2 separate regions of the Homo sapiens genome follow, and region 2 is linked to region 1. Evidence: chromatin loops called from intact Hi-C (ENCODE). Cell type or tissue: dorsolateral prefrontal cortex. All regions are shown on one strand. Links, peaks and the distances in the headings refer to the core of each region. The heading gives the core; the rest is flanking DNA.

Region 1 (11,187 bases), core at 4,194-9,193:
AATTTACTGCTACAAGATCAAGTTGTACTCTGAGATTTGGCCCAGATCAAAGCTCACATAATGCAGTTTCCCATTCTGCTGGGTGGGAGGAATGGGTGGGTTAGAGATTTGAGAAAATAAGATGTTAGGCACTACCATTCCATGACAGATGTCTGTGAGGTGACTACGGAAAGCTCTACATGCTATTATAAAAGAACTAAGGCCGGGCACAGTGCTCACACCTGTAATCCCAACACTTTGGGAGGCTGAGGCGGGGAGATCACCTGAGGTCGGGAGTTCGAGGCCAGCCTGACCAACGGAGAAACCCCGCCTCTACTAAAAAATACAAAACTAGCTGGGCGTGGTGGTGCATGCCTGTAATCCCAGCTACTCAGGAGGCTGAGGCAGGAGAATCGCTTGAACCCGGGAGGCAGAGGTTGCAGTGAGCCAAGATCGTGCCATTGCACTCCAGCCTGGGCAACAAAAGTGAAACTCCATCTCAGGAAAAAAAAAAAAAGAAAAAGGAGCTAGGCATCTAGTCATGTTACTGGAAAATGTTGACACACCAATCCATCAGCTTAGTGGAATATAAAATCCATCCAGGTCAACAGCCACTGCAACTGAATGATTGAATTCATGTCTTATACAGATAATTCTCAATTACTCAGTATAGTAGTCACCTTTCCTTAATTATCTCTCCTCCTTTTCCACTGCTCCTAACTGCCAAATCTTTGATCACTTCCTGATCACTGATACTTATAGATGCTGCTAGGAAGTTGGAGAAAATAAGGCTAATATGACTAAAGCTCCATTAGCCTAGGAATATATACAGCAATTTTATATTAATATATGTGAGGCTGACATCTTCCTGATGTGACTGGCTTCCTGTAAAGCAGGCTACTCACTCTTTTGAGAATGTTTCTGTTTAGAATTACTCATGTCATGGCTTCCTCCATTTATCCCTAATGATGAAAATCGGCAGTTTTACCACTTAGTACTCCTAGGAGCTTTGGTGAAAGGCCAGATACAGGGATGACAGAGGATGAAATTAATGACTGAACAGAAGTTTGGGGATTATCTGCTGATGTTAATAATTCACACTGAATGCTCTAACCTTGTCCTTTTGGCTACAGAGACTTGAGAGTAGGCTGCTTTCTGGAATAATGTAAGAAATGAAAAGAAGTTAAACCAAAGTACTTAGCCATTCTTCAGATTAAGATGCAGCGATACTTGGGAAGACACTTACAGAGAGAACATAGTTATTCTCAGGCACTTCTTAGAAATGAGCATTGATATATAAACACCTACTAGGCCCTTTCCATCAAAGAGTTTGTCTGTGGTGTCCTCAAGGAGCTTAGGGCCATGTACCCTAGATCAGAGCTTACTTTGGCATACTGCATATTTTTAGGTTTGGACATTTTTATCATGGTCTGTCTATGTCACAGGAGAATAGTAGAGAATTTCCTGGAAAAACCCACACAGCTCAAGACAGCCACAGCCCCACCCCTGCTGGCTCCTCTTTCAGCTGTCCCCACAAACAACAGTCAGCCCAGAGCAGCTGCAGACACTGCCCCTCCCTCCAGCCTTCTGTTAGTGAGGACGCAAAGGGGACCAGGCAGCTGGGATGAGCTCAAGGGGATATGCTAGTGCCTTATGGCTTGACTACCCCACAGGCTGGGCCACCATTCCTATCACCTATCCTCAAGCCCTGGGCCAAAATGCTGAGAAAGCAGACAAAAATGTATCCTACAGTGACAAGGAGAGTGCACTTATTCCTAGGCACTGCCCCCTCCACATTGACATACCCACACACAGAAAAGAAGGGACCCTCTGATAAAGAGTCAGTGGCCCAGCTCCTTCTAGTGGTCAAGTCTGGTAAAAGCTTTCAAAGGTGATTTTTGCACCAGGTAGTCTCTCCAGTGGTGACTTTCTAACCCCTACAAAAAATCTGGATCTTCCGAGCATTCTAATACAAATTCAGAAACAATTAGGACAGTGGAAAACTGAGTTTCAATAACTCTCTGATTCTTTTACTATTGGATACCTATAGGAAATAGAAGGGGGCTTATAATTCATAACTAATATTCTAAGACTCTAAAAAACACAGGGCCGGGCATGGTGGCTTATGCCTGTAATCCCAGCACTTTGGGAGGCCGAGGTGGGTGGATCACTTGAGGTTAGGAGTTTGAGACCAGCCTGGACAACATGTTGAAACCCTCTTCTACTAAAAATACAAAAATTAGCCGAGGGTGGTGGTGCACACCTGTAATCCCAGCTACTCGGGAGGCAGGAGAATTGCTTGAACCCAGGAGACAGAGGTTGCAGTGAGCTGAGATCATGACATTGCAGTCCAGCCTGGGCGACAGAGCTAGACTCCATCTCAATAAATAAATAAATAAAAATACAGGCTGAGGGACCAGTCTGGAGGCCTTCGGTCTGACTCTCCATTTCCACTGACGGACTTAGGAAGTGATAGCTCTATTACTTCTACCAATACAACAGTTACCCTGAATTAATACAGCAGCTCATTAACCCCTGGAACCGGGGTCTGCATTGCTGTCTGAAATGGGAAAGCAAGGACATGAATAGGACTTCAAATCTCATACTGCAGGCATCTTTAGTTCTGGGTTTACCTGGGAGCTAAGAGTACTCCAGAGTTGATCTGGTCTGAGATCCTGATTTATGATTTCCTTGATCACCTAGATGACCTCTCAGAAATCTTCCACAAAAGGGAGAAAGACTTCCAGTGGCATTTGTACATTGCAGATTTGGAAGTCTAGGAATGAAGAAGCTTTTTTTTCATCTTTTATACAATTCAAACCTCACAGCATTATCGGAGGATGGTACTAATATTATACTCATTTCATAGTTTATGAAGTAGGCTCTGAGAGAGGTTAAGTCTCTTGTTTAGCAGCATGATTAGTAAAATGGTGGATCAAGTCTCAAATCCAGGGTTTCATATCTTACTTTGTAGCTCAGCTCAAGCCTCTCTTTCTTCTTTGGCATCTCACCATTTCATTGCAGCAGAGCCTAGGAATACAGCAGGTGGAGAGTTGGTTGTGGTGGGTAGCTGTTCAGAGGGTGAAGGCTGAAGGAAAACTCCACTGTGAGTTGGCACCATGCCCAGGGTGTGGCCCTTGGGGGTGGCAGCTGAGAATATGGGTGGGCTCTGTATTGGTCTGGGAAATGTTATTTTGTTCGTAAACTAAATGTCTACTTAAGTTTCCCTCCTAACACACTCCAGAAAGCCCTAGAAAGCAGGGAGGAGATAGAAGGCTTGAGGTGGGAGGAAATAAGAACGATGAAGTTGCAGAAGAGGGGTATTTCCCTTTTGTGATGCTCAGAACTCAGCCTGGTTTTCCCTGTGTATCTCTGCAGATGGCCGCTTCTACCCAAACGGGGTTGTTGCCATTGTCGCAGATTTGCATCCCCGGATCTAAGCAAGGATTGCTCCCCTTTTGTCCCCTCAACCCCCAAGAGTACTAGTGACTCAGCTCCTCCTCTCCTCTGGCTGCAATTAAGGGGGGATGGGGGATGCTGAGAGCACAGACTATTTTGGCTTCTCTGACCTTCAAAAGTAACTCTTGGCAGCCTGGGGCAAGGGTGGGGCTAGTGTTTGGGTGTGAGTGGGTGGCTGTGATTGTGAGGAAGGCCTTAGGAGCTGGCCAAACTGGGGAGGGTGGATGGGAAGAGGGCAGGGAAGGACTATGTAAGAGCATGAGCATCCTCGGGTTGGAAGGAAGTGCTACCACTCTCCAGATTCTTCCTTTGAGTCCTAGAGCGCTTTACTAAATCTGAGATGGAGGTAGAGACTAAGGGAAACAGGATCAACATTAGAAAGATCCAAATAATATAATATAGAAACAGCAAAGAGACAAGGAGAGAGCAAGAACCCAATCACCCTACAAAGTCATTATAGGGTTTTTTTAATCTAAAGAGTACTTCTGTTACATTTAATAATTGGCCTACAACCTTGCTTGGGCCGGAGGCCCTGGTGATCCTTCTTGGTCCTTGTTAACTCCTTCACTGTAAGGCAGAAAGCTCCCTGTCCCTTCAGGGACTTGTCTCTTCATATCCAATGACTCAAGAATCCCAAGAATCAGTGCCTGTGTGGTTACTGTGTTATGCTGCATTCCCATGAAACTTCATGTAGCTCTCAGGGTCCCTGTGCCCCACCCCAACAGGCTAGGGACCATGTGTCCACTCCGGAATTTCAAACTACCCTCTAACCCTAAAATAAGACTTATTTCTGCCCTCCTTGGTTTCTGTAGTGCTGAGGTTCAGAAGAAGGCAGCACATCTCTGCATCCCCAACCTTTGTCTTAAGCAGTTCCCCACACCTACCCCATGCTTTTGGGCCCCCAGCCTTTGTCTCCTGCTCCTCCAGGGACTGAAGGTCACTCCCTGGATCCATCTGAGGAGAGAGGCAGCAGATGGTTTCTAAGAGAAGGGGGAGAGCCCACGCAGCCCATGCCTCCTATAGCCTCGCTCTGTGCCCTAGCATGGGGCTTTGGTCTTTTGGCTGATGCCAAAAGAATATTTCCTAACTAAGCAGGGTTGGGAGAGAAAGGTCCTATGGGCCATAGGACATTGCAGAGGCTCCTTGAGCTGCTAGACAATCCCTCAGCCCCACAGAGCCAAGCAAAAGCACTGGAGCTCAGACGTCGTGAAGGCAAAGAAACAGTTAAGTCTCCAGTGCCTCGTCACGGACCAGCCCCTCTTCCCCGCCCTGGCGCCGCCCTCCTCATCAAGCACCCCCCTCCCCCCCCCACCGCCCGCCCCACTCCCACCCTAAGTGCTGCAGACTCTTCCCTGAAGCTGCCGGCTGAGGCCGGAGCTGCCGCCTCCATGAGAGGCTTCCTCCTACACCCCAGGGTAAGAACCGAACCAAAGGGCTTGGCATGTGGGGGTACACTGTGATAGGGAGGTGGGATGGGGGTCATGGAAAGGGTGCTGGTACCTAATCTGGCACATCTAGAACTAGCCCAGTGGCAGTAGGCAGGATGGGGAAATGGAGAGAGAAGATGAACGTTACTGGCTGTGGGCCCAGCCTGGACCCAGAACCAGAGGCCACCAGGGGCTGTGACAGTCCACCTCTCCAGCTGGGCGGGGATGGGAGAAATCAGCCTGGGACAGCAGCAGAGGGTGGTGCCACTGGCTCTGCCTGACAGCCCAGGATGCTGGAGGAGTTTGGGGGCTATGTTTCTGGTCAGAGGCAGAAGAATCTGAGAGAAAGGGGGATGTTATGGGAATGTGCCTAATAGGAGGGCCCCTGGGTGTCAGCTGCTGGATTGCTCAGCTGCTCCTATGCTGGGGGTGAGCAGGGCAGTGAGTTTTTGCCAAGTAAGGGAAGGTGGGGGACACTATGGAAAAGAAGGGAGGAAAGGGTCACTAAGACGTGGCACGCGCCTCCTTACAGACCAACCGGTTTGCAGTGGGCTCCCCCACCCTATTCCCTGCGGCTAGCTTTAGAATGGGACTCTAAACCCCCCTTTCTGGCCCTGCCGAGGCCACTCTGGAGACGGAGAACTCCCTCCCCAGCGGCTGCCCTGCATTTCCAGTCGTGTCAACCCCACAGGTTCCCAGTCTCAGCCCTACCCCCACCTCATCTCTGCTTCTCTTCCCAAGATGGGGGCTCTTGAACAGAGGAGCCAGTTTCTTCTCTCTCTCTGCATCCCCCCATCCCCACCCCCCATGCAGAAGCAGCCAAGAAAATGACTTGTCATGCTGGGGTGGGGGGTGGGGGCGGAGCTGGAGCCGGAGCTCAGCGCGCACACTCACACACTGCGGCAAACTGCAGCTGCCCAAACGGTCCCCCTCCCCTTCTGCCTCACTGCGGAGACACCTGCCCTCCTGCCTGCTCAGCCTCTGCACCGCAGCCCACCCCCCCCCGCAACTCCAGCACTGGCTGAGCACTGTGTGTCCCTGCCTCACAAGATGGTCCTCTCTAAAGAAAAAGGAAAAAACGAGTCAGTTCCCTTCAGTGAGAGAGCCAGGGGAGCAGAAGAAACGGCTTTCTCCCAGGCCTGAAAAAGAGAGGCACAGGATATAAACCATGTAATTTCAAGTCAGAACCACTCCCAGGGATAGAGTGAGGAACAGGACCTTATGCCAGGACAGGAACTGGGATCATAGAAGTCTTGTGGTGATAAATGGGGACCGTGAGGAATGGTTGGGGGCAGGGAGGGGTAGATAGAAAGCAAATCAGTGTGTGCTATAGATATTTGTCTTTCTGACCCTCCTACCTCAAATTTATGACCTTATTTGTGTGGAGGGAGCTCTTGTCTTTCTAAATCTGAACGACTTAAGGCTGGCAGCTTCCCGAACCTTGATATCCCTCACCTGCCCCAAGCCCTGCCCTTGCCTACATCTGAGGTGGCTCTTGTCCTCTGAATTTATCTCAAATGTTCCCTCAATTCTCAAGTAAATAGAAGGGAACCCTTGAATTCCCCTTTGGCCCAACCCACGCTGTATGGGGTTTGGTCTTCTGACACCATCGTTCATTTCCCCCACAGCTGCATCTGCAGCCCTGTGCTGCCAGATCTGCCTGATCCTGGCACCATGGCTCTGCCTCTTAACAAAGGCCCTGGCCCCAGGCTTCTCTTGTCCAAGCACCAGAAAGAAGAGAGAGCTGGGTCACAGAAGAGGGTCTAAGGGACAAATTATGGACCCTCCCACCAGTATCCTCCAGACAGCCCACTGCCATCTGTTGGATGCTCTGTGAGGTTAATGCCACTATGTACTGCAATTGGAAAGGGGATTTGGCAAGGAAGGGCGGGTGCAGGGGATGGCAGCATTCTTCTTCAGCATCTTCTGTCTCATTTGCCACTTTCTTTCTTTGCTGAATTGTTTGGTGTTTCATGTGAGGCTGGAGAAGGGAAATAGGGGATTTGGGGATGCCTTATCTTTCTCCATGGCCTGGGGAACACCCTGAATCTCTCCTTCCTTATTAATGTGTTTCTTGTTCAAGAACCTTTCACTCCCCATGCCCGTGGTAGAGGCCCCTAGGAGCGGGGCAAAGATGAGAGAAGAAACTGTTCACAATGAATAGGTTGTGGGGTAGTGAATCTGGCCTCTCTGAAACTTTGGGACATGAAGATCAGGTTGGAGAGGGTGTTGTGAAAACTTCCGAGCAGGAACAATATGATTGTGTGCATGTGTATTAGTGCGGGCTTGGCCTCTGAGGAACCAGAGGACAGAAAATGAAGTTATAGTCCTATGTCCATTCTTTGAATCATAAAACCCCAAAAATTTAGATAGCACAGGCTTCTCCGGGTCTTCTGGAACAGGAATTCTGGCCTTGGATGGCAAGAAGGGTGGGGAGTCTGTACCACACAGAAGCTCCTATTTCCTTATTTCTAGACACTCTGCGGGCAGGAAAGCCCAGGGCAGAGGCAAGCCAGGAAGGAGAAAGGGAAGTGAGGGTCATCATCCCAGGGGCCCTCTCTCCAGCTGAGCCCCCCATCCCCAGGCAGCACCAGGAGCTTAGTGCTCGAGAAGGACAAAAGCTTCTTGTCAATAGGGCAGTCTGAGGCCATAGTTCCAGGCAGAGGGATGGGGGCACAGGCAGCAGAGGGTGTGGTAGATGAAGGGAAGGAGAGGACAGCCAGTGTGGGAGAGGGGAGGTGGAAACCCTCTAAGGGAAGGGCTGGATGAGCCAGTTCCTAGACCTTACTCAGCAGTATCCAAGGTGGCAGGGCCTAAGGATACCTTCTCTTTCGTCTAAGCCCCATTTCCTGATAGCACATTCTTTCCTCTCCTGCACCACAATTTCTATACCTATTCTCAATATAAATTCCTACATCTCTCCCTCAGGCCAGAGGACCCTTTGCCACCAGAGTGAGATCCTAGAGACCATCATCCTGGTAAATCCCAGTGCAGACAGCATCAGCTCTGAGGTAAGGCCAGGGCCTGTGCCTTGCCAAACAGGCCTGGTGCAAGTGCTATACCCACCCTTGCCAGTGCTACCACTATTAGGCCAAGAATTCCTCTCTCTGCCATCTAAGCTGACGTATTGTCTCCAGCCCACTCTGGAGGTGTTATGAGGGACATAAGTTGGGAGCATGTTCTTGAGGTACTGAGGGGCCATTCATTGCCTTTCCCTGGATTTCCTATATCTGTGACCACTCCCCTTCTTCCATTCCAGGTTCATCATCTTCTTAGCAGCTCATCAGCTTATAAACTACTAATCTTGAGTGGGCAAAGTTTAGAGCCTGGGGGAGACCTCATCCTACAGAGTGGCACCTACTCATATGAAAACTTTGCCCAGGTCCTTCACAACCCCGAGGTAAGTTCCATGCCAGAGTGTCTGGGAGAAAGGGTAGCACTAGAGCTGTGGGAGGGATCTAAGGGAAAGTCTCATATTGCATGACCATGGGGGGCCCTGGCAGAAAGGTAAGAGTCCACCTTGGAAAGAGGTGAAGATTAGGGTACTGAATCTAAGTCAGACCAAAACAACTCTAGTGACCTGATCAGGTTTCTATCTCCTATTCTTCTAGATTTCCCAATTGCTCAGCAATAGAGACCCTGGGATACAGGCCTTCCTTACCGTGTCCTGCTTAGGGGAAGGTGATTGGAGCCACCTGGGATTATCCAGTTCCCAAGAGACCCTGCACCTCCGGCTAAACCCTGAGCCCACTCTGCCCACCATGGACGGCGTGGCTGAGTTCTCCGAGTATGTCTCTGAGACTGTGGACGTGCCATCCCCATTTGACCTACTAGAGCCCCCCACCTCAGGGGGCTTCCTCAAGCTCTCCAAGCCTTGTTGCTACATCTTCCCAGGTGGTCGTGGGGACTCTGCCCTCTTTGCTGTCAATGGTTTCAACATCCTGGTGGATGGTGGCTCTGATCGCAAGTCCTGTTTTTGGAAGCTGGTACGGCACTTGGACCGCATTGACTCGGTGCTACTCACACACATTGGGGCAGACAACCTGCCAGGCATCAATGGACTACTGCAGCGCAAAGTGGCAGAGCTAGAGGAGGAGCAGTCCCAGGGCTCTAGCAGTTACAGCGACTGGGTGAAGAACCTTATCTCTCCTGAGCTTGGAGTTGTCTTTTTCAACGTGCCTGAGAAGCTGCGGCTTCCTGATGCCTCCCGGAAAGCCAAGCGTAGCATTGAGGAGGCCTGCCTCACTCTGCAGCACTTAAACCGCCTGGGCATCCAGGCTGAGCCTCTATATCGTGTGGTCAGCAATACCATTGAGCCACTGACCCTCTTCCACAAAATGGGTGTGGGCCGGCTGGACATGTATGTCCTCAACCCTGTCAAGGACAGCAAGGAGATGCAGTTCCTCATGCAAAAGTGGGCAGGCAATAGTAAAGCCAAGACAGGCATCGTGCTGCCCAATGGGAAGGAGGCTGAGATCTCCGTGCCCTACCTTACCTCTATCACTGCTCTGGTGGTCTGGCTACCAGCCAATCCCACTGAGAAGATTGTGCGTGTGCTTTTTCCAGGAAATGCTCCCCAAAACAAGATCTTGGAGGGCCTAGAAAAGCTTCGGCATCTGGACTTCCTGCGTTACCCTGTGGCCACGCAGAAGGACCTGGCTTCTGGGGCTGTGCCTACCAACCTCAAGCCCAGCAAAATCAAACAGCGGGCTGATAGCAAGGAGAGCCTCAAAGCCACTACCAAGACGGCCGTGAGCAAGTTGGCCAAACGGGAGGAGGTGGTAGAAGAGGGAGCCAAGGAGGCACGTTCAGAGCTGGCCAAGGAGTTAGCCAAGACAGAGAAGAAGGCAAAAGAGTCATCTGAGAAGCCCCCAGAGAAGCCTGCCAAGCCTGAGAGGGTGAAGACAGAGTCAAGTGAGGCACTGAAGGCAGAGAAGCGAAAGCTGATCAAAGACAAGGTAGGGAAAAAGCACCTTAAAGAAAAGATATCAAAGCTGGAAGAAAAAAAAGACAAGGAGAAAAAAGAGATCAAAAAGGAGAGGAAAGAGCTCAAGAAGGATGAAGGAAGGAAGGAGGAGAAGAAGGATGCCAAGAAGGAGGAGAAGAGGAAAGATACCAAACCTGAGCTCAAGAAGATTTCCAAGCCAGACCTAAAGCCCTTTACTCCTGAGGTACGTAAGACCCTCTATAAAGCCAAGGTCCCTGGAAGAGTCAAAATAGACAGGAGCCGTGCTATCCGTGGGGAGAAGGAGCTGTCTTCTGAGCCCCAGACACCCCCAGCCCAGAAGGGAACTGTACCACTCCCAACCATCAGTGGGCACAGGGAGCTGGTCCTATCCTCACCAGAGGACCTCACACAGGACTTTGAGGAGATGAAGCGTGAGGAGAGGGCTTTGCTGGCTGAACAAAGGGACACAGGACTAGGAGATAAGCCATTCCCTCTAGACACTGCAGAGGAGGGACCCCCAAGTACAGCTATCCAGGGAACACCACCCTCTGTTCCAGGGCTGGGACAAGAAGAACATGTGATGAAGGAGAAAGAGCTTGTCCCAGAGGTCCCTGAGGAACAAGGCAGCAAGGACAGAGGCCTAGACTCTGGGGCTGAAACAGAGGAAGAGAAAGATACCTGGGAGGAAAAGAAGCAGAGGGAAGCAGAGAGGCTCCCAGACAGAACAGAAGCCAGAGAGGAAAGTGAACCTGAAGTAAAGGAGGATGTGATAGAAAAGGCTGAGTTAGAAGAAATGGAGGAGGTACACCCTTCAGATGAGGAGGAAGAGGACGCGACAAAAGCTGAGGGTTTTTACCAAAAACATATGCAGGAACCCTTGAAGGTAACTCCAAGGAGCCGGGAGGCTTTTGGGGGTCGGGAATTGGGACTCCAGGGCAAGGCCCCTGAGAAGGAGACCTCGTTATTCCTAAGCAGCCTGACCACACCTGCAGGAGCCACTGAGCATGTCTCTTACATCCAGGATGAGACAATCCCTGGCTACTCAGAGACTGAGCAGACCATCTCAGATGAGGAGATCCATGATGAGCCGGAGGAGCGCCCAGCTCCACCCAGATTTCATACAAGTACATATGACCTGCCCGGGCCTGAAGGTGCTGGCCCATTCGAAGCCAGCCAACCTGCCGATAGTGCTGTTCCTGCTACCTCTGGCAAAGTCTATGGAACGCCAGAGACTGAACTCACCTACCCCACTAACATAGTGGCTGCCCCTTTGGCTGAAGAGGAACATGTGTCCTCGGCCACTTCAATCACTGAGTGTGACAAACTTTCTTCCTTTGCCACATCAGTGGCTGAGGACCAATCTGTGGCCTCACT
Region 2 (11,187 bases), core at 2,808-7,807, 140 kb before region 1:
GTAACCCGGAGCCGTCGTGCGGTCCCTCCAGAGGCCTCTGACCCGGCTAAGGCGCCCTGAGGGCGCCCTCCAGCCCACCCCTGGGAGCGTCTCCCTCTCGAGCTGCCCCTCAACCCCCTCGCATCCTTGCCTCCGGGCCAGCCTCACCCACTCGGGGTCCGACCCTGACCCCGGCCCCGGCCCCGGCCCCGGCCCCGGCTCTCCAGCCTCCCAAGTACAGCTCCCAAACCGGAAGTCCGAGCGGGCGGCTCGGGGCACCGAGGGCGCATGCGCGAGGGCAGCGACCGCGACTCAGTCTCCGCAGAGCCCGGGCGGGAGTAGCTGGTGGACCCCGTTGAGCTGCCGAACTTCCGGGACTCCCCCGCGACCCCTTCCCAGCTTCCCGTCCGCTCCGCCGCAGCGATTGTCTCGGTGGGTTGATTCGGCACAAACCGCCCGACCCAGGGGCCGGTGCGCGTGTGGAAGGGGAAGCACTCCCCTCGTGGTCGCCTGGAGGTGCGCTGGAGGAGGGGGTGACATAACCAGGGACTCGAGGTCCGCCGTGGGAATGATCCACGAACTGCTCTTGGCTCTGAGCGGGTACCCTGGGTCCATTTTCACCTGGAACAAGCGGAGTGGCCTGCAGGTACTGTCCGGCGCAGAGCGCGGGAACCAGGGAGCGCAGGAGGGGGGACCTGAGCCAGCGCCTGGGGGAGTAGGCTGAGGGACCTAGCGAGCGGGGCTTCCAGGGCTGGGGGCGTATCCCTGGACAGGTGACTGGAGGGCAGCCCCTTAGGGTCAAGGCTGATGCGACACCTAGAGAGGCCGGGCCTAGGCTAGAAAACGGAGGGCAGACCTCGAAGAGCCCCACCTGTGGCGGGGCGAGGAAAGGGCCTGAGGTCCAGGTGTCTGACAGTTGCTGGGGAATGATATAGAAGTGTGGGAGGCACTTTCTCCTATTTATTTTCACACGTGCATTGTTTGAGTTTTGAAGTACTGGGCCAAATACACAGCTCCCAAACACATGGTAAGCGCTCAGTAAAGTTTGTTGAAGGAAATAAATGAAATCGAGAGCGTGTGGTGTTTCCCTCATTACTCCTTTACCAGAAAATTTCTGCACTAGGTAAAGCACTTGGTAGGGGGCCTTTGTGTAACCAGGAATGTATGATGTTCCGTATGCATTATCTTATTTAATCCTCACAACCACCTTATCCATTTTACAGATTAAGCTAGGTTTAGAATAGTTAAATAACTATCGGGGTCATAGCTAGTAATTAACAGAGCTTAGTTTTGAAGCCAGGTCTGTCTGGCTTCAGTATTTGAACTACTTTTACCTGCTTCTGCTTCCAGTAATGTTATCTAATGCTCTCAATAATTTAGTCCACTTAGGTATTGTTTCTACCAGTTAACAAATGAGCAAACTGAAGCTCAGAAAACTTTATGCTGGCCAGTCCTAGTAGTGGCAAGACTGAAATCTAGGTCCGTCTGATCACCAAGACATGCCGATTCTTAGGAGACTGTGGAAGAGCAGAAAAAGTACATTCTTAGTCTATAAAACCTATAAATCAAACAGTTTCCTTTCGTTATTATTTATGAACATGTATTTGGAGTTTGGGAGTTTAGGTGAATTTTTGAAAAAAACAGGTGAAGATTTGTGTGGTGGAGTTTGAATTGTTATCTTTCACCTGTAGGTCTTTGAAGACTAATTCGATGTTTCACTTTTCTCCATAGATCTTAGTACAATGCCAGGCATATAGGAGGACAGTATTTAGGAAGTATGTGGGTGCCTGATGGTCCAAAATAAGAAGAGATAACACAGTACAGGAAAGATAGCTAGGGAGGGGGTGGGGGAGACAACCACAAGTAATTCATCTTTTCCCTTCCTTTCTTTCTTATGAAAAATTCTCAATCATGTATTTTCTACCATTTCATCCTCAAGGTCTCAGCTTTAAAGTCACTTTGTCAGAAAAACTTTCTCTGAGCACATCTTTAAGCATCCTCCCCTGATGCCATTATTCTCCATCAACTTGTTTATTTCCCTTGTAGGATTTGTCACAATTCATAATGTATTGTTGTTACCTGTTTTTAGCCTTTCTCCCGCATAGATTGCCCCTGGGAGCGAAGACCAGTGGTCTTCTTCATTCATCTACCCAGAGCACCTAGCACAGTTTCTGCCACATAGCAGGTGTTTAGGTATTGATGGAAGAAAAGAAGACAAAGATGGCAAATATTACATAATTTCTGCAGAGCAGTGTCTTTTACATTTGAGTAAAGGGAAAAGTTGTCATGAGTGCCAAGTGTTAATGAAAATTATTTTATTATATTGAATATGTATATACATAAGCTAGGTATAAACTCAAGCATAATACTCTTAAACAACTATAAAATCAAATATTTTTATAAATTAAAAGTAAACAAAACTACCAAATCAATAAGTTCAAATGACCATTATTCTAATGCAGGATTTCTCAGCCTGTTCCTATAACTGTGTTATATAGAATGGTATCAGTAACTTCGAGTTATTATTTGCTGTTTCAGAATAATTAGATATTGAACTTTTCGAAAACTCTGCCAACAAGAAACGCTCAAATGCCAATTTTAATAGTAGTATCACTTGATAACTGGTAGAGCTGTCTTGTTAATAATATAAAATTGCTTATGTGTATTGAGCACTAGCTATGTGGTTGGGATATGTGCTTTACACATGTATTAACTTATTTAATCCTCACAATTATTTTCTTCAGTTTATAGGTATGAAAACAGGCACAGACAGGTATAGTAACTTGCCTAAGCTTTCAAGCAAGTAAGAGGCAACTCAGGGATTCAAACCCAGGCAGTTGGGCTCCAGAGACCAGGTTCTTTTTTTTTTTTTTTTTTTCCGAGATGGAGTCTCGCTCTGTCGCCCAGGCTGGAGTGCAGTGGTGCAATCTCGGCTCACTGCAAGCTCCACCTCCTGGGTTCACGCCATTCTCCTGCCTCAGCCTCCCGAGCAGCTGGGACTACAGGCGCCTGCCGCCACACCCGGCTAATTTTTTTGTAGTTTTTTTAGTAAAGATGGGGTTTCACCGTGTTAGCCAGGATGGTCTCGATCTCCTGACCTCGTGATCCGCCCACCTCGGCCTCCCAAAGTGCTGGGATTACAGGCGTGAGCCACTGCGCCCGGCAAGAGACCAGGTTCTTAAGCACCGTGTTGTGCAACCTCTTAAGTTACTAACTTGAAGATGTGATTAGCATTGTGTCATTAAAATCTACATTAATTGGATTCCTAATCAATTTTCTATGGACTTGGTAACAGAAAAATTCTTCTTCGCCTATTTGTTACCACATTTACTGTCATATAAAATGGCATCCACATATAATCCATATTATATATCCATCCATATAATATGCTAAGTTCCTTTGGAGCAGTAATTGTATCTGATTTTGTTCACTCTTTTATCTCAAAGTATTAGCACAGTACCTGGGATATAGTAATGGAAATGTAAAATGGTACAGCCATTGTGGAAAATGGTATGGCAGTTCTTCAAAAAATTAAATAAAGGCCAGGCACAGCGGCTGACACTTGTGATCTCAGCACTTTGGGAGGGTGAGGCTGGAGGATCAGTTAATGCCAGGAGTTTGAGGCTAGCCTGCGCAACAGAGCAAGACTCCATCTCTACAAAAAAAAAATTTTTAATTAGCTGGGCATGGTGACACATGCCTGTAGTCCTAGCTACTCTGGTGGCTGAGGTGGGAGAATTGGTTGAACCTAGGGGTTCAAGGTTACAGTGAGCTATGAACCCACCACTGTATTCCAGTCTGGGTGACAGAGTGAAACCTTGTCTCTAAAAAAAAAAATTAAATATAAAATTCCCATACAATCTAGCAGTTCTACTTCAGGGTATATCCCAAAAGAAGTGAAAGCAGGAACCCAACAGATATTTGTACACCCGTGTTCACCAAGCATTATTCACAATCGCTGAGAGGTGGAAGCAAGTGTCAGTGCAGGGACGAATAGGTAATTGAGATGTGGTATATACACACAAGGGAATATTGTTCAGCCTTAAAAAGGAAGGAAATTCTGGCATGTGCTACAACATGGATGAGCTGAAATAAGCCAGTCACAAAAGGACAAATAATGATTCCACTTTTTTTGAGACAGAGTCTCGCTCTGTTGCCCAGGCTGGAGGGCAGTGGTGCAATCTCAGCTCGCTGCAACCGCCGCCTCCCGGGTTTAAGCAGTTCTCATGCCTCAGCCTCCCAAGTAGCTGGCATTACAGGCGCCCACCACCACGCCTGGCTAATTTTCGTATTTTTAGTAGAGACAGGGTTTCATCATGTTGGCCAGGCTGGTCTTGAACTCCTGACCTCAGGTGATCCACCTGCCTCGGCCTCCCGAAATGCTGGGATTACAGGCGTGAGCAATTGTACCCGACCTGAGTGATTCCACTTATATGAGGTAGCTAGAGTAGTCAAAGTCAGAGGCAGTAGAGTGGTGTTTGGCAGGGGCTGGATACGGAGTTTCATTTGGGGCAAACAAAAAAGTTCTGGAGATGGATGGTGGTGCTGGTTGCACAACAGTGTGAATGTTCTTCATACCACTGAACTATATACTTAAAATAGCTAAAATGGTAGATTTTATTATACGTATTTTACCACAGTATTTTTAAAAAGTTGGTTGAAGGAATATATTTTCCCACTACTTTTTTCTACCTGAACTGCTGTGAAACCTTTGTATATAGCATATTAGGCTATCATTTGGCTTTCATTTAAATTAAAAATACAAATGTAAATATGGACACTAAATATATATGGCCAGTTATAAGGTGCATTTACAGATAATAGGTATGCTTAATTTTAGATTTTTACTGGAATGAAAACAATGAAAACTTCTATAGGGAATTTGTAAATCCTAAGAATATGTCTGAGAAACCCATGGAGTCTGCAGACCCCCATTTGAGCAATATTGCTAAAGAGACTTTGTTGCAACCAGGTCAAAACCCCCATATCCTTAGAGACCATCCCTAGAAGATTGCTTAAGAAGCAGGTAATAGCGGCTGCTTCTGGGGTGGTTGACTTATTTTTAATGTACACCATTTTATATTGTTTAAATTATTTAGCATGTGTTACCTATTTTAAGAAGCAAATAATTGGGTCAGGGATAGGGAACCCCTTTGAAGTGCTTTGGAAATACATTGTTATCCAGAACTTAACACCTTTAAGTGGACATCTTGAGAAAGAAAACGATAAATGTGTAGTATGAAGCGTTTGAAGCACCTGAAAGTTGGGGCAGCGACTGGCGGTGTTTTCGGCAGTGTTCCTCTTCCTGCAGGTATCGCAGGACTTCCCTTTCCTCCACCCCAGTGAGACCAGTGTCCTGAATCGACTCTGCCGGCTCGGCACAGACTATATTCGCTTCACTGAGTTCATTGAACAGTACACGGGCCATGTGCAACAGCAGGTGGGTCCTGTTCTCTGTGGGTGTACACCTCTAGAGGGCAGGAGCTATGTCAAGCTTTCACCTCTAGAGGGCAGGAGCTATGTCAAGCTTTCAGTGAATTTATCGGTAATTCATGTGAAATAAGTTATGGATTTCTCATCACTAGAAATATTCAAGTGAAGGCAAGGCCTCTAATTGGTTTGTTTGTATAACTTTTAAAAGAAACAAGCCTGATAATGTCTTTCTCAGGTTTCAGGGCCTGAGCTGAGAAGTTGGCTTCTGTTTGTTTGATTTCAGGATCACCATCCATCTCAACAGGGCCAAGGTGGGTTACATGGAATCTACCTGCGGGCCTTCTGCACAGGGCTGGATTCTGTTTTGCAGCCTTATCGCCAAGCACTGCTTGATTTGGAACAAGAGGTAAGAAGGAGGAGATATAGGAAACACCTCTGGGACAGTAGATTAGGGCATGTTCTTGAATCTGAAATGCCCTTTGATAAGATCAGGTAGTTAAGAGTGAGCAGTTGCCTGCATGGCTGGAAGGTACAGTGTTCTCTCAGTGATTGCCCAACCTGTGATCAGAGTGGCTTACAGATCATGGCAAAGACTCTTTAGTGAGTTTATAAGAGCCCTGGCTTGGTTTCTTTATGGCCCGAAAATCAGGATTAATAACCTGATTAAATTATCAGTTCTCGATAGCCTAAAATTAACACTTAAGCCCATCATGAGATTCTCTTCTCATTTTCATAGATCAAATAGATTTGAGATATTTTGTGTGGAGCTCTAATCACAAAGTTTTTTATTGCAGTTCCTGGGTGATCCCCATCTCTCCATATCACATGTCAACTACTTCCTAGACCAGGTATGCTGCCCAAATAACCAAATGCCTTGCAATCTGTTGATAGTGTTAGAATAATCTAATTTATGGTACTGTTTTTGAGAACTTTTTTTCTTCTGGATTCAGAGCCTAACATTTTATATTTTGTGCATTTTGTATGTTTTACTAGATCAAAACTGTTTAAAGATTTCCAAATATAGTTAAAACTTAATGTCTGATATTAACGCTAATGTTACTGCTCTATATGGACATCAGTATTAACAAGTATGCCAGCCTCAGAAATAGAAACTGCTTCCCGACTGGGCATGGTGGTACACACCTCTAATCCCAGCACTTTGGGAGGCCGAGGTGGTTGGATCACTTGAGGTCAGGTGTTGGAGACCAGCCTGGCCAAAATGGTGAAACCCTGTCTCTACTAAACATACAAAAATTAGTCGGTTGTGGTGGCGTGCACCTGTAGTCCCAGCTACTTGGGAGGCTAACGTTCTGAATCCAGGGGTGGAGGTTGCAGTGAGCTGGGATCCTACCACTATACTCCAGCCTGGGTGACAGAGTGAGACCCTGTCTCAAAAAAAAAAAAAAAAAGAAAAAAGAAAAAAAAGAAACTGCCTCTCTCTGCCATCCTCTTCCTATCTGCAGCGAACCTCCACATCAAATTGCCTTAGGATGCTGGATCTTGACTGTTCTGTGGTATTGCCATTTTATCTTAAGTTGAACTATTTAGAAACAAAAGCATTTCCCAAGTTGATTTTTTTTCCCTTACATTTGATTACATACCCTTCTAATTATTCTCTACTTTGCAGTTCCAGCTTCTTTTTCCCTCTGTGATGGTTGTAGTAGAACAAATTAAAAGTCAAAAGGTGAGAACTTTCCTTATTCCTTTTGCTTTGCTAAGCACTGAGGGAATATTACTAATTAATTTTGCTTTACATTATTTTTCGAAGACCCTAGTTTTTAGTAGTTTTTATTTATTCATTCATTTAACAATATCTGCTTGGTTATCATGTTAAGTGTCAGGAATGCAAAAGTATGACTCTGCCTTTAAACACCTCCTGGTCCAGAAGGTAGAGGAAATGTTCATAGATGTTCCCAAGAATGTTGTTGGGGTAAGAAAAAAAGTGCTGTGGATGTTTGCAGGTGAGAGGAACCTGCAGTAAGGTTTTAGAACTGTTGGGTGTGAAGCAGAAAGTTAATTCTTAGGAAGAAGGTAATAGGTTTATGGTTAGTGTGCTGGCAGTTTTCTGAGAATTTTGAGATCAGTGAGTGAAAGCCAGATGTTTAATAAATATGCCTATTCTTATCACAAGTTTTTATCAGGTGTATTGAGAAGTTAGGAGAATGTCTTTCTGGGCAGAGTTAATAAGTCTGAGGAATAAATGCTTTGAGATTTCATATTAGAAGAATCTGCTGTCCTATTGAATTGGTCCACAATTGGACCAAGTGGACAAATGGATTAAACATCTTTAGCTCAAGTCGTCATTTTTTTTAAGCTCTTTATTTGTGCCTTAGCTTATTAGGGGTGTTCATTTTCATTAATGTAACTAGTAAACCAGTTAATCTGCCACATTGCTGCATCATTTTTAACTGTGTAAGTGTAGAAACAGTGCTCTGCTATGTTCATGCTGTGCCAGCAAAGCCAGTGGTGGGTGCTCATTGGCCCTTCAAAGCTGATTGTCCTCATCAAATAACAACATCCAGCTTTTACTGTCACTGGCTGTGTACTAGGCACTGTGCTAAGTGCTTTAAATACATTATCACACACAATCCACTAAAGGGCTAAGTTGGTTAAGGGGTGTGCCCAGTGTCACACAGATAGTAGTAAATGGGTTTATATCCCAGCTCTATCTGGCTCCAAAGAGTGTGCTCTTAACCACTAGATTAAACTATCTCCCAAAATAAAAGGAGACATTCTAGGCAAATAGAGTTAATGAGGACAGCATAAGGGAGCCAGGCCTAGCTGCACGTCTCAGTTGGCCTTCAACTTCCGCTGGCTATAGGAAGGAGAGTGGAAAATAGGGGGATTGCAGATGGCTGAATCTTCCTCCCTGCCAGAATAGTGGTAGAGAAACTAGTGTACCAAGGCTCTTCAGAGTTTTTAAAATCAGGTGGTCAAAATTCTAGGTTTGGGTTGAGAATGGAGATTGATTGCAGACAGGCACAAAGGCGCTTTTTGGAGTAGTGGAAATGTTATAAAACTGGATTGTGGTAATGGTTGCCCAGTGTTTGAAATTTACTAAAAATTGTTTATTAGTATGCTTAAAATGGGTGAATTTCATTGTAAATTATACCTCAAAGTGGTAAAAATAAAAGTCTGGGGACCGGGCATGGTGGCTCACGCCTGTAATCCCAGCACTTCGGGAGGCCGAGGCGGGCGGACCACGAGGTCAGGAGATTGAGTCCATCCTGGCTAACACAGTGAAACCCTGTCTCTACTAAAAATACAAAAAAAATTAGCCAGGCGTGGTGGCGGGTGCCTGTGTCGCACTACTCGGGAGGCTGAGGCAGGAGAATGGTGTGAACCCAGGAGGCAGAGCTTGTAGTGAGCCAAGATTGCACCACTGCACTCCAGCGTGGGCGACAGAGCAAGACTCCGTCTCAAAAAAAAAAAAAAAAAAAAAAGTCTGAAGAACATAGAGGCAGAGGATTTTTGAAAAAGTATATACCTTAGAAGTAGACTGAATTGGGCCTTAACTTGAAATAAAAAGCTTTCCTTGGCTTTGGTGTTCCAACTCTAAATGATTCTGGTTGCTTTAAGTGCAGTGGTTCTCACACTTTACTGTGCATTAGAATCACCTGGAGGGCTTGTGGAAACACTGAGTGCTGGGTTCTAACCAAGAGTTTGCATGTCTGATGAGTCTCCAGGTCATGCTGCTGATGGGAGAGAGGTCCCTCTTTGAGAACCACTATGTGTAAATCTTAGGAGAAAGTTTATCCCCAGTCTCTCCTAGATTGTGCCCTCTTGGTTGAATATGGAATAAGAATGTGTCTTGCATGGACTCTTAGAATGGAATCCAGTTTGACAAGGCCGTATTTTCCACAGATTCATGGTTGTCAAATCCTGGAAACAGTCTACAAACACAGCTGTGGGGGGTTGCCTCCTGTTCGAAGTGCACTGGAAAAGTAAGTCATGGCTTAACTGGGAATTGGTGGTGGAGGTGGGTGGTCAAATTATTTGACTTCTCACATGTTTTATTTTCAGGTCATTTCAGGTTTCCCTCTTGGGAAGGTTATAACCAGGATAGAAAAAGCTCCATGAGCAGAGGAGCCCATGTAACCTTTATTATGGCTCAGGCCTTGCAAAAAGGGCTATAGAGTGTTGAGTGACAAAGCCAGGATTTAGGTGCCTGGATGACCTTGAGGCAATCTTTTTAAATGTTTAGATCCTGTTATCCTTGCAGGAATTCCATTACATGTGCCAGATGTTGCTTGCTGTGTCTAAACATGTGTATTTGAGTAGCTGGTATTTTCAAATTGAAGGTCCTTAAAAATGTTTATGCTTTATAATCCCATAATGCCACTCTTGGGAATTTTATCCTAACAAAACTATTTAATAGAAGAAAATAACTATATGCACAAACGTGTTCATTGCAATGTTGTCTACTATATCAGGAAATTAGAAAATTACCAACAGTAGAAAAAAATTTAAATGATGATATATTCACTTGATAGACTATAAAGCCACTAAAAGTGTAGGTACTATAACATGTAAACTATTTTATATAAATATGTACTGACAAATGATACAAAATTGTATTTATCTTGTGATTACAACAATATGAAAACATGTAGAGTATAATCAAAGACTGCCTGTTTGAGCTTTCCATTTATCCATTTTCCTTATTTTAAAAAAACTGTGACATTCATTGAAAAATTATAATAGATGATCCCTGAGGCCACTCACAACTCTGTTTTGTTCTTTTTTTCTTATTTTATTTTAATTTTTTGTAGAGAGAAGGCTTTGCTATGTTGCCCAGGCTGGTCTCGAACTCCTAGGCTCAACCGATATTCACATCTTGGCCTCCCAAAGTGTTGAGATTACAGGTGTGAGCCACCGCACCCGGCCACTCACAACTCTTAATCTCCACTCTAACCACTGCATGAGTAAATCCTCCAGAACATTCCTTAGGGACTTAATTCTCTATTATACTTTTGTGTATAGAATATAAAATCTAATGTAGATGATACTATATATACATGTTTGTTCTGTGTTTGCAGGGACCAAACTTTACAGACCACATACTCAGAAATGCATAAATGTAAATAGCTTCACATTTGATCTTTTTAAAGAGAGATTCCATTCAGTTAAATAACACAGTCAAGTTCTTGTAATTTCTTTTTCTCCCAACCTTTTATTTTGAAAAATTTTAAACCTACAAAAAAGTTGAAAGAAACGTATAATAAAACACTTGTAGGCTGGGCTCGGTGGCTCACGCTTGTAATCCCAGCACTTTGGAAGGCTGAGGCAGAGGGATCGCTTGAGCCCAGGAGTTCGAGACCAGCCTGGGCAACATAGCGAGACCCTGTCTGTACCAAAAATAAAAAAATTAGCCAGGTGTGGTGCCTGCCTGTAGTCCCAGCTACGGGAAGCTGAGGCAGAAGGATTGCTTTAGCCCAGGAGGTTGATGCTGCAGTGAGCTGAGATCTCGCCACTGTAATCCAGCCTGGATGACAGAATGAGACCCTGTCTCAAAACAAAAAACAAAAAAAACCAACCAAACGCTAGTGTATCCTTTAGTTTCACCATTTGTTAACATTTGCCACGTTTGATTTCTCTTTTTCTCCTTCTATACGTATATGTGAAATGCACAAATTTTTTTGCAGAGTCATTTGAAAGTAGTCACAGATACCCTAACACTTAAATACTTCAGCTTGTATCACTTTAGAAAAAAGGCATTCTTGGCTGGGCATGGTGGCACACACCTGTATTCCTAGCACTTTGAGAGGCCAAGGT

Evidence for each region. Peaks named below come from ENCODE experiments on the same cell type or tissue, not always from the same donor. Only the 100,000 strongest peaks of a DNase experiment are listed, where the experiment ranks them.
Region 2: it touches region 1 in a loop (2.5-fold over the local background); 14 of 110 quality-filtered maps call a loop at or near these places.

Annotation. Positions count from the first base shown.
Region 1 is chr15:43,512,848-43,524,034 of GRCh38, forward strand. MAP1A (microtubule associated protein 1A) reads left to right here and starts at 4,761. Exons shown (of 6, transcript NM_002373.6): 1 at 4,761-4,853; 2 at 7,794-7,876; 3 at 8,125-8,265; 4 at 8,477-11,187. The coding sequence starts at 8,627. RefSeq lists an enhancer at 5,236-5,879. In dorsolateral prefrontal cortex, for the core only: no CTCF peak of the experiment used is centred there; DNase peaks (open chromatin) are centred at 4,714, 5,014, 5,754 and 6,524; H3K4me3 peaks cover 5,000 bases; H3K27ac peaks cover 5,000 bases.
Region 2 is chr15:43,370,808-43,381,994 of GRCh38, forward strand. It overlaps TUBGCP4 (tubulin gamma complex component 4), which reads left to right and starts at 294. Exons shown (of 18, transcript NM_014444.5): 1 at 294-625; 2 at 5,291-5,419; 3 at 5,696-5,818; 4 at 6,207-6,260; 5 at 7,040-7,096; 6 at 9,277-9,356. The coding sequence starts at 548. ZSCAN29 (zinc finger and SCAN domain containing 29) reads right to left here and starts at 236. Exons shown (of 6, transcript NM_001372080.1): 1 at 1-236. RefSeq lists a silencer at 1-204 and an enhancer at 305-424. In dorsolateral prefrontal cortex, for the core only: a CTCF peak has its summit at 5,463 (motif pointing right); no DNase peak of the experiment used is centred there.